Regions from separate parts of the Homo sapiens genome. Here region 1 is linked to region 2. Evidence: chromatin contacts called from ENCODE Hi-C or POLR2A ChIA-PET data. All regions are on one chromosome and are shown on one strand. Each heading gives the region's core, a stretch centred on a gene start or an enhancer-like site at or near the end of the contact. The rest is flanking DNA. Distances are from core to core; before and after follow the strand shown. Region 1 has its middle 25 kb from the start of GABRR1. Region 2 overlaps PM20D2 (peptidase M20 domain containing 2).

Region 1 (6,020 bases), core at 503-3,002, 81 kb before region 2:
ATGGGACAACTAGAACCGCCAACCTGATAGAGCAGATCTCATGAGCTCCTGTATGAGGCTGTCTTTCCCAGGACGTGCAACATGGTGTTCAACTGAGGTGGGAAATACCCTTTGGCTTTGATTGCTAAGAAGGAAGCATTCCCATATCCAAGGTCAATCTCTGTCCTCACTGCCTGGACAGTTTGGCCTTGCTCCTTACAGACTTCTCTGGTGCCTCAGGCTTTGCCTCCTTTTGCCTGAGAGGCTATGGTAACCAGACTGGAGAGGTACCTTGCATGACTGGGTAGGGACACGTGGGGATGGAGAGAGCACTATTTCCTTCTTTTCTATTTTAAAACAACTAGGGACCACTAGTTAACACCTGTAAATTGACCAGAAAGCAAAACATTTTTTAAGCAAAATAATTCTGGTTTTCTAAAAGTTGCATGTCCCGATTACTGAGGTTTCAGAGCATGAGCTATGGAAATTCTAAATTAGGTGAAATTTCACTCAGCAACTCCAGAAACTACTGAATATTCAACTCAAGAAGAACCAACTGAGAAAACCACCTGCATTGCCAACTTTAGCATTTTCTACAGAACAGTTAGAAGCAGAGGTCACAGCCCCAAAGACCACATCACTAGAGATCGGCTGGCTCCATCTCCAGCATTGACTGAAAGGGACAGGAAATTACCAGTTGTACCTAAATGGTACTAATAAAAAACAAGAAGCTCCTACAACTTTATAGCCACTTGGGGAAAGCAAACAACACTGAATAACCCATCTGAATGAGTTCGCTGTTGGTAAATGAGGTAGATTAACTTAGAGGAGCCCCAACATCTATCCCACCTAAAATAGTCATGATTCTTAAAGATGCCTAAGGTAAGTTCATGCCATCAACGATCAGCTGCAATCCCCACAAACCTGTGATTTATAGTCACATCCAAGCTGCCCTGGATGTTCTCCTGGGCCCAGGTTATGGAGCAAGATTCATGGTGACTTCAGAAGCCCCTAGGGAAAGCATAACCTAGGGAAAGCCCAGCCCTAAGCCTCACAAGGCAGAAGTCCACAAAAATTAGTTCCACTGGTTCATAAAGAGCCCGTGTTTTCTCTTTCCCTTAAAGCAAAGAACCAAATAATCTGAAAAAAAAAAAAAAATGAAGATGAATGAAAACACTCTGAAGCTTATTTTGTTTTCATTTTTCAATAGATTAAAAGACAGTGAAATTTATATTAACTTATTTTAAGAAATTATATGCAATCAAAGTTACTCTGTGAGTCAAGACAATCACATGCTGAAAAAAGTTAAATAGTAATACATTAAATCACACAACTTGTGTTATGTTGTTCTTCCTATTGTATCTTTACTCATGAGTTCAATTTAAGTGTGTTGTGTATTTTATCACAAAATTAAATCACACTCTTTCTTTTCTTCAAGAGTTGACAGTTTCTAATGTGGCTTCTCATTCAAAGAATTTATTCTTGTCATCCCCCCAAGCCTCTATTTCATTCCAATGAATCAGCTCCTCTAATTAGCAGGGAAGAATCTGGAATTAATTAACTAAAAGATCTGAGTTGTCATCACAATGTCCTGTTGGGCAACATGGTAAATAAGGAGAATGTGTCACAAATAAAATCATTTTACAGATCAGCCATTTCAGGAAGGGGCAGGAGAGGACAGAGCTCACAAAAAAGCCCAAGCCCGGGATCAAAAGCACAGGTTTTCCTATCTATTAATCATGTGTCCTGGGGCAAATGACTTTATGTTTCTGGGCCTCAGGTGCTTCCTCAAGGAAGTGGAGGTAGTAACCTGCTATGCCTACTTCAAGGGCTTGTTCTTGGGGCCAAATGAAATCACTGATGTGAAAATGTTTTGTAAATGCCAAAGCACCATTCAATTGCAAACTATTATTATTCCAAGGCAGTTGGATTTGCTGGGGGGCACAACAAAAGAAGTCCTTGCATTTTGTATTCAGTCCTCAGACAACATGCTGAGGGGACCCCATTTCCACACACCTCTTCCATCCTAGCAGCCCCCATGAAGGGCTTCTTACTGCCACCGTGGCTTTAAGCCTAATTGATCTCACAACATTTCCTTTTTTCACCACCACATCTGCCCCTAGTGACGTCCCTGAAACCTGACAAGCATATCGAATTTGATCAAAAAGAAGCCTGGGGACTTCTTGTGAGTCTGTATTTGAGCCTAGAAGCCTATGGATTTCAATCAAAGGCAGGCTTGGAAATGAAGAAAAGGTTGCCTTAAACAATTTTTACTATGATTCCAGCAGAGGGAGACAGGACTGCACTTTCCCACAGGATATGCATTTTAATTTAAAGGTTTACAATATGAAGAGCATGCCTGCCTGCCTGCCTGCCTGCCTGCCTTCCTTCCTTCCTTCCTTCCTTCCTTCCCTCCTTCCTTCCTTCCCTTTTCCATCAAATCATGGTAGTCATGATTTTAATGCCCCTTGGTGGAGAAAGTACATGGCTGAAGGCCATTACAAATTCAGCTATGCTTCCAAAATGAGTTTGTGTCTCTTGATCACAAAAGCCACTAGGGCATTTGGAAACAGCAGTCAAGGCACGTTATATATTCTTACTGACTCTTCATTGATAGTTCATATTTATAACCTCTAATTTAAACTGGAGATTACATTTTAAAAATCACTTATGGCTCCTGGTGGAAAGAGCTAGCAAAAGTAAGAAGTAGGGGTTGCCTCATTGGAAGGAGACTAAAGTGCCCAACTTCCTAAGAAGGATTTTGGTCAAGTATTTAATGGATTGCTCAGAGAGTCACCAGATAATTGGTCTGAGTAGTTGTAAGACATTTATTATTTGTGGGTTTTTGTGAGCCAGGCCTTTAAGCAGGAGATGTTTATTATTTGATCAACAATGAGAAATAGGCCGGGTGCAGTGGCTCACGCCTGTAATCCCAACACTTTGGGAGGCCAAGGGAGGTGGATCACCTGAGGTCAGGAGTTCAAGACCAGCCTGGCCAATGTGGTGAAACCCTATCTCTACTAAAAATACAAAAAAATTAGCCAAGTGTGGTGGTGGGCGCTTGTAATCCCAGCTACTTGGGAGGCTGAGGCAGGAGAATCGCTTGAACCCGGGAGGTGGAGGTTGCAGTGAGCCGAGATCATGCCCATTGCATTCCAGCCTGGGTAACAATAGCGAAACTCCGTTTCAAAAACAAAAAATGGTGAGAAATAAGAACTCAAAAAGAAATGTAATTTTTCATCCAATAGTGTACAAAGTGTTATTCTGGGTGCTGACTGTAATAAAAAGATGAATAAAATACAGTGATGCCATTTAGATTGTCCTTTGAGAAAGAGGACTAACAAGGAATATGTGAAACAGTAGCCAAATATTTTAGGCAGCAAATAATTAAACCCTAAAGTCATGTGGTACAAAATAAATACCACTGGTACATGGACAAAGAGAGCTCCCAGTGAGCTACTGTGGTCAGGAGAGGTTATTTTATGGAGGAGATGAGCTTCACATAATGGTTTGGGTTTAGATAGACTTTTCAAGGTGAGAAAAATTGGGGCAATTATGGTATTGGGTTTTTAAAAATGAAATCAATGCTAATCAGAAATACTTTTTATTTCAACCCTTGTTGACGTTTTTCCTAAAATGTAGGAATATATGGACATCTGAAATTGTTTCCTATATTTTGAAAATACTTCAGAATTAAACTCAGAAAAAATTTAAATGTATTTATGCATTTCCTTTTTAGGAAATAAAAGCTTTAGGCATTTGATAGGTTAATTTATTCATTCGTTAAATATTTATTGAACACCTACTGTAAGCCAGGCAAGGTTCTAAGTGGTGAGCAAAATAAATATGTCTCATTGATTATTAAAGCCTTGGGGAGACCAACAATAAAAAAGTAGTTAGACATGCTTCAAAGGAAAAGAACAAATTGAAGTGACAGCAAATAACAGATGTAAAATCTACTTAGGTAGAACAGTCAGGGAGAGCTTTGGTTGAGATTTAAAGAATGAGCAAAGCCAAGCCAGCAAAGTGGGGAGCAGAGCTCCAGGCAGGCCCCCAGGGCTAGTCTGAGGTGCCCAGGTATAGCATCATATGTAGGTTGTATGTATATGTATATAAAATCATATACATTATATATGCTATATATCCTACTTTATTTGCTTATTTATTTCAAGGAATTGCTTATGTGATTTTAGGAGCTGGCAAGTGTGAAATTTGCAGGCCAGGCCAGTAGGCTACAACTCTTGGGCTATTGCTGTAATACTTTCTTTTTTTTTTTTGAGACAGAGTCTCACTCTGTCACCCAGGTTGGAGTGCAGCGGCACTATCTCAGCTCACTGCAAGCTCTGCCTCCCAGGTTCACGCCATTCTCCTGCCTCAGCCTCCCGGGTAGCTGGGACTACAGGCGCCCACCACCATGCCTGGCTAATTTTTTGTATTTTTAGTACAGACAGGGTTTCATGGTGTTAGCCAGGACGGTCTCGATCTCCTGACCTCGTGATCCACCCGCCTCGGCATCCCAAAGTGCTGGGATTACAGGCGTGAGCCACTGTTCCCGGCTATTGCTGTAGTCTTAAGGCAGAATTTCCTCGCCCAGGAAACCTCAGTTTTGTTGCGTTTAAGGCTTTCGAACTGATTGGCTAAGGCCCACACACATAATTGAGGGTAATCTCCTTCTACCTAAAGTCAACTGATTGTAGATGCTAACCACATCTACACAATACTTTCACAGCTAGATCCATGTTAGTGTTTGATTAAATAACTGGGTACTATGACCTAGCCAAGTTGACACATTAAACCAACCATCCCAGCAGGAAACCATCACATCTAGCACAGTGTCGGAGTACTGTGAGATAGGACAAGAAAGTCAGATAAATTTGGGAAGTTGGATAGAGGTCTTGAGGCTAAGATAGAGTTTAGCTTTTATTCCAAGTGCATTGGGAAACCACAGAAATGTATCAGCAGGGAATGGAGATTCATGCATCTTAGAGCCTATTTTTCATTCTCTTAATCAGTGGGACCCAAATGAAAAAATAAGTCACTCTGGCTACTCTCTGGAGAATAAAATAAAGAGTGTATTTTGGGGAGAATAAAATAGGGAGCCTAGTCAAGATCTAGTGGAGAGGCAGAAACCAGTGGAGTGACTTCAATAGAGAACATTTGATAGAAGGAGTTGTTAACTATGCACAAGGTAGATAACTTTTAAAAGGTGTAGAAGAGGGAACAACTGCAGAGAACACCTGTAGGGCTGAGAGAAGAACAAGGAAGGAACTTGGAAATCTGGAGGAGGTCCTGTAAGGTCTGTGATCAATGCTCTGATGGGAAGGCGTGACTCCTGCAGGAACACGCTATTCACCACTGCGGGGAAGAAGAAACTTGCAGGGGGCTGCTTGCTGGAACCATAAGGACCTCAGCTGCTTTGAAGAACACCACAGGAAATAGCTGCACACTGTGCCCCTTCCTGCCACTAAAAAAAAAAAAAAAAAAAAAATAGAAAAAAAGATTCTTTTCTCCCTCTTCCAGGCTTGTAGACTTCATCCTGCACCCTCTACTGGCAGCACCCAGCATTGTATTGACTGGCAAAGTAGAAATGTGGTTTATAGAGTCAGTTCAAGTATTATACAGTAGGGCAAAGAAAGGTGGGCTTGAGGATAAGAGCAAATAAGTGGATAACTGGCACTGGGATCAAGGGTGGACTTGGTGGCCAGGTGTGGTGGCTCATGTCTGTAATCCTAGCACTTTGAGAGGTCAAAGTAGGAGGATTGCTTGAGACTATGAATTCAAGACCAGCCTGGGCAACATAGTGAAACCCTGTCTCTACAAAAAATATAACAAATTAGCTGGGCATGAAGGTGCATGCTTATAGTCCCAGCTACTCAGGAGGCCGAAGTGGGAGAATCGCTTAAGCCCAGGAGATTGAGGCTGCAGTGAGTGGTGATTACACCACTGCGCTCCAGCCTGGACCCTGCCTCAAAAAATAAAAATAAATAAATAAAAAAGGGTGGACTTGGAGTTGAAGCTTTTAGGAAGCTATTGCAGTGGTC
Region 2 (5,943 bases), core at 228-2,727:
TGGGAGGACTGCTTGAGTCCAGGAGTTCGAGACTGCAGTGAGCTGTGATTACACCACTGCACTCCAGCCTGGGAGAGCAAGAACCTGCCCATTAAAAAACCAAACAAAAATGGGCAGGTGTGGTGTCTCATACCTGAAATCCCAACACTTTGGGAGGCCAAGACAGGAGGATTGCTTGAGCCCAGGAGTTTGAGGCCAGCCTGGAAGCTACAGCGAGCCCCTGTCTCTATTATGTAAAAAAATAAAAATTTTTTTAAAAAAGAGGTTTTCTTATGTGTACCTGAAGCAAAGTAGTAAGTATATCTTTTCTTCTCCACGTTGTACAAGAGATGACTGTAAACACAAAATTAAAACTCATCTTAGGATCATGGTCCATCCACGAAGCTACTTTAAACTCTGATGATTCCAAGCAAGGAAGCAATATTTGCTTATTCAAAAAGTACTGAATATTCAGAGTAAGCAATATGCTAGATACTGTAACAATTTAAAAATACCAACACACATGTGTATTAAAAAGACACTGGCAGGCCGGGTGCGGTGGCTCATGCCTGTAATCCCAGCACTTTAGGAGGCCGAGGCAGGTGCATCACCTGAGGTCAGGAGTTCGAGACCAGCCTGGCCAACATGGTGAAATGCCGTCTCTACTAAAAATACAAAAATTAGCTGGGCATGGTGCCACACACCTGTAATCCCAGCTACTTGGTAGGCTGAGGCAGGAGAATCACTTGAACCTGGGAGGCAGAGGTTGCAGTGAGCCGAGATTGTGCCACTACACTTCAGCCTGGGCAACAGAGCGAGGCTCTATCTTAAAACAAAAAAAGGAAAGACACTGGCTTCAAATATACAATCTGGTAGAGGAATTAATATACGATTAGAGAACAAGTTTACCACCCTATACCACAAAACACTCTCATGGGTGTCAATTCTGAATATAAGGTTTGAAATCTCTTAAGCTTTTAAAAATACACATAACATTTAAGGCTTACAAAAAGGTTTACTAACATATTTTATAAAAATGATGCCATGTATCCTCCAGGTTAAGAAATGGTATCACTACTGTGAAGGTGAGTGGTTGCGGGGTAAAAAAAAAGAAAGAATGGCATCACATACCAGCTCCTGTAATATCATAATCCTATCAAGTACGGATTTGCAAAAATTTTCACTTTAGATATGAGGTAATTAATATGTTTTCTCCACACCCTGTCCTCACTTATCAGGTAAAAAGAATTTTACTCCTTTAAGATTAAAAAACAAGCATGCCTTCATTAAAAGAGATTAAAAGAAAAAAATCATCACGTCTTCTTGATTTATAAGTGGCCCCTAAGTCTTTTATTCTACTGCATTTACAAACTGTTCTTCTTGAAGTTTCAGTTTAAAGTCCTCTCTGATTCCTTCCAGTAACTCTGGTTTAAAAATAACATCCAGTGCCGTCATTGCCAGAGCTTTGGCCGTCCGCAGAGTGTAGAACTGAGCTTCCTGTGACCCTAAAAGGTAGAGAAAATAAAATACCTCCTTACTTATTTAAGCTGTATTTAATTTCACAGGTTAGCTACCCGTATCTCAACTGGCTCTCCAACTGCCCACCACAGTGCAGTATTTACTGAGGTGATGTTATGTAGTGAAATAGTAGGTTAAACAGAAAGGCAGCTACTACCAGAAGAAGAGTGTGTGTGCCAAAACAGTCACATCCAACAACACTTACCAGCAGCTTCAGTGTACTGTTCAGTATGATTCAAGGCATTAGATCCAATGTGAAAATATGGATGAATTCCAGGAACCACAAAACTAACATTTCCAAAATCCGTAGATCCTTGGAACACACAAAGTTAAGAAAAGTCTATTTAAGTATATGTGGTTAAGTATTCTGGAGTTATGAAGTCACAGTCCCTGTTAGAAGAGACGCAGAGAAGTGAGCTTCTTGGAGAGTTGTCCGTATGCTCATGCTTTCATGGGCTCACCTTCCACTGAGTCTGCCACCCACTCCCCTGTATCAGTCACATCTCTCATGAAGGTCACTGCAAACCTGCCCTCACCTTGTCTCACGGCTTTTACTGGCCCTCTTGGCCAGCACTCCACACTGCCACCTACTCCCTTTCTTCTCTTCTGTGACACAGCACTTGCATGGCTTCCCTTCTGCCTCTCTGATGGCCCCTTCTTCTGTCTCTCTTGGGGATAGAGCCCCCTCTACCTGACGATGAAATAATAGTTACGGGAGACTCCATTCCAGGCCCCTTTCTCTTCTTACTGCATATTCTTTCTCAAGATTTTGTCCGTATGTATTGCTTCAAATCACCACCAACTCAAATCTCTTCCCAGTCTCTGCTAAGTTCCATGCTCATACATCCAGTTGCCAGCCTGGTATCTTCTCTTGGATGTCTTCAAGGTAGATCAAACTTAACATATCTAAAGTCAAACTCATGATCTTTCTCTTCTACCTCCACTCCACCTATCAACAGTACCTGCCAAATATCTCAGAATCCTAACGCTCTTTGCATCACCATCACCAACACCTGTCCTCAGCCTATGCTATCATTATCTCTTGCCTGAACTAGAAGTTTCCTAATTGGTCTAGCAGCATCTACTCTATTTGCCGTCTTTTTTTTTTCAATCTTCATTCACCTTTCCAACCTGATCTCATACCATGTTCCCACTACTCTCGATGCCCTAGCCGCTCTAGACACTCACCATGCTCTCCCTGTCACAGGACCCTTGCACATGCTATCCCTGCATCATCTCTGTAACTCTTACTTAACCTTCAAATTCCATCTTAAGCATCATTTCCTCAGCAAAGCCTTACTTACTTCACCTTCCCATAAAGTGAAATTCCTCTAGCATAAGCTCTCACAGAGATGTATTACTCTCCTTTACAGTACTTTTTAATTTTCCATGTATTGGATGATTTGGTTCATGCTTATGTCAGAAACTAAATTATGAGGCTGTATGAGGCAAGAAATAGTATTTGAAATGACTGTGCATCTAGCTTCTCACAGGATTGACACACAGGCACTTGTTGAATAAATCACAGTAAAAACAAAGCCTTATGTTCACTCAATGGATATTTACTGAATGTTTATTACATGTCAAACACCATGCAGGCAAAGTGAGACTACACAGTGATTGGTAAGAGAATAAAGGAATATGTGACAAAGAGTAGCTAACATTTATCTGGAATACTACGTTCCAAACACAATCCTAAGTGCTTTGTATGTATTCTCATTAATATTTAGAACAGTTTCCATTTTAAACATGAAGAAACCAAGGCTTATGGGTATTAAATAACATGCCGATAGTCTCACAGCTGCTAGTTATGTGGTAAATGCAGACTGAGGCCAGACTTTGAGGCATAGTAGCCTCTATAGAAGTACTGCTTCAGAAAATATTCACTAAGCACTTAACTGTGCCAGAAACGGCTCCACACACTGAGGATGCACAGTAATGGGACATCAGTGAACAGGATGGAAAAAGCCTCTCCAGTGTTTAAAGAGTCTAAAGAGTCTGAGTGTAAAAACAAAACAAAACAAAAAAGGATGGACAAAAAAAAACCTGTTGCATATTTTAAGATCTTACTTGTGGAACTAGACCCTAGAGCCCACAAATCATACCAAAATCACAGCCACTTTATCCTACTGTTTTGTCCATTATATAAAACCCAAACCCGGGGTAGAGCAGGCCATGTGTCTTCCCTTCTTCAGCTAGACAGCAGAAACCTGCTAGGGTAAAAGAACAGAACCATGCTGAGCTGAGCTTTCTTGCTGTCCAGAACAAAAGAAAACATGAAACTCTGATGTCCCTGGACAACTCCTCTCAGTGGCAATTCTCTCTCAATCCCTCAGCCCTACCAGCTCAATGCTCACTGTGTGCTACTTCCTAGAGGGAAAGTCTCTGAACTCCCTGACCTCCTTCCTAAACATTACATCTACTTCTCAAGTATCTTCCCTTAAAAACTATTTTCTTTTCCGTATTTCCCTCAAGCTTGTATCCACTCTTTCTATTTTCCTTGAAAGCTAACTCTCTTGAAAAAGAATAGTCTTCATTTGCTACTTCCACTATCTCAGCAGTCAATGCCCTGGGTAGAGAAGTGAGACCCAGCATCTGGTACCACTGGTCTTATACTATTTTCTTCCAGACAATTCATGAATTTCTAATTACTAGAGTCCAGTGGACACTAGACCATATTCATCTTATTCAGTCTCTACAGCACTTGACATGATTTATGCCTCCTTCTCTTCTGTAAGTTTTCTTCTCCCTTGGCTTCCATGACTTCTCCTCTCTCCTGATTGTCTGGCTTTCTCTCTGACCACTTCGTTGACTGCCAATGTCTGATCTCTGGGAATCTTCTTCCTCTATGTATTTGGGCAACCTCATCGACATCTATGTCTTCTATATACCTTTCATATATGGACAACTCCTAAATCTCCAAACTAGACATCTTTTTGGGTTCTAGATTTAACAGGTACTGAACAGCTCCACTTAGAAATACTATAAGCACCTCAAGTTTAACATACTAATAATTTATAACAACCCCCTCTTACCCTAACCTGCTCTTTCTCTTGAACTCCTTATCTTAATGAATGACACCGACACCCCATTTTCACCACCAAGTCCTTTTGGGCCTACTTCAACAACATCTATTTTTAAAACAGATGATACATCTCTAACTTGCAAATGTATTAGTAATAATATGCTTTTAAAAGGAAAAAAAAACTAACATAACCCCAAATATGCTTATTTCAATTCTAGCTGTCTGTTGCTCCTCAGAAACTGAAAATGCCCCAGATAACTAAGTACTTAGTAACCTGCTTATTGTGATGACTGAGAATGAATTAAAATTCTATATCCCACCTTAGCAACTTACTTAAAAATTAAAACTAACGAAACTTAAACACTAGAAAATATTTAGAATACAGACAAAAATGTAGGTTGACTATTTCTAAAATCAAGTCTGCTCGTTTGACATTCTACACTCACTTAAGAGTCCATTAGTTTCTTTCCCCTAACCATAAAGTTTGTGAAAATATTAAAAACGTCAGTAGTACCTCCCGACCTCCCAAACCATTAAATACAACCAATTTAACCAAAGATGGTATTTCTCTTCCTCAAATAGCTCAATATATAAAAAAACACTTAATTACCTGAAGGGCCATTCAACATTGTATCTTCTGAAATGAACTCTATTCCTAGCTTTCTTCCATTTTCCATATAGGCTTTCCATAGGCTCTTATTGGGAAGAACATTGTAATAATCATGTGCTCCACCTTTAATTTCCACCTAATAAAAAATTGCAAAACAAATTTTGAAATAAAAAACTCAAATTCACTATCTAATTTTCAAACCAGTGATTGTTCTCTAATAGGAAGAGGTTTTAAGAGAAGATACTTTCCCTTCCAGATATAAACACTCTCAAATCTCTTACCTTAAAAAAGAAAAAAGATTTATTTTCTATAACGAGAGTTCCTAGGACTCTCTTTTATGCTATATATACACTAAACCCCACAATGTCACCAAGCTCTATACTAGCTACCAAGTGTCAACTTCAGTCACCTAGATAGGGTATGAGAAGGGCCCAGAAATTTTTATTTTATTTTTGAGATGGAGTCTCACTCTGTTGCCCAGGCTGGAGTGCAGTGGTGTGATCTCAGCTCACCACAACCTCCGCCTCCCAGGTTCAAATGATTCTCCTGCCTTAGCCTCCCAAGTAGCTGGGATTACAGGCGCCTGCCACCAAGCCCAGCTAATTGTTTTTGTATTTTAGTAGAGATGGGGTTTTGCCATGTTGGCCAGGCTGGCCTCAAACTCCTGACTTCATGTGATCTGCCCGTCTCGGCCTCCCAAAGTGCTGGGATTACAGGCATGAGCCACTGCACCCAGCCTAATTTTTATTTTAACCAGCACCTCAAAGTAATTCTGACATAGGTGACCCAAAAACCACACTCTGAGGAACAC

The links. Hi-C counts contacts between places; a loop is a spot of excess contacts on that map. ChIA-PET counts read pairs that join two places held with the same protein, here RNA polymerase II (POLR2A).
Region 1: a loop to region 2 is called in a map of Caco-2, with 8 times the contacts of the local background. The contact joins two enhancer-like sites. A Hi-C loop is called at or near these places in 3 of 168 maps with a recorded cell type or tissue (Caco-2, K562 and sigmoid colon). POLR2A ChIA-PET finds 5 or more read pairs at or near these places in 8 of 52 experiments (A673, BJ, CD4-positive, alpha-beta T cell and 5 more).

The regions. Positions count from the first base shown.
Region 1 is chr6:89,239,008-89,245,027 of GRCh38, reverse strand. No RefSeq gene overlaps it. Among named protein-coding and RNA genes, the nearest start is that of GABRR1, 25 kb to the right of the region's middle. Within about 2 kb of position 1,752, at least 2 of the 41 ENCODE cell types and tissues checked have a DNase peak (open chromatin) inside an H3K27ac peak, as active enhancers do.
Region 2 is chr6:89,157,650-89,163,592 of GRCh38, reverse strand. PM20D2 (peptidase M20 domain containing 2) reads right to left here. Exons shown (of 7, transcript NM_001010853.3): 5 at 5,133-5,268; 6 at 1,703-1,810; 7 at 1-1,484. The coding sequence ends at 1,330. Among named protein-coding and RNA genes, the nearest start is that of PM20D2, 15 kb to the right of the region's middle. Within about 2 kb of position 1,477, at least 8 of the 41 ENCODE cell types and tissues checked have a DNase peak (open chromatin) inside an H3K27ac peak, as active enhancers do.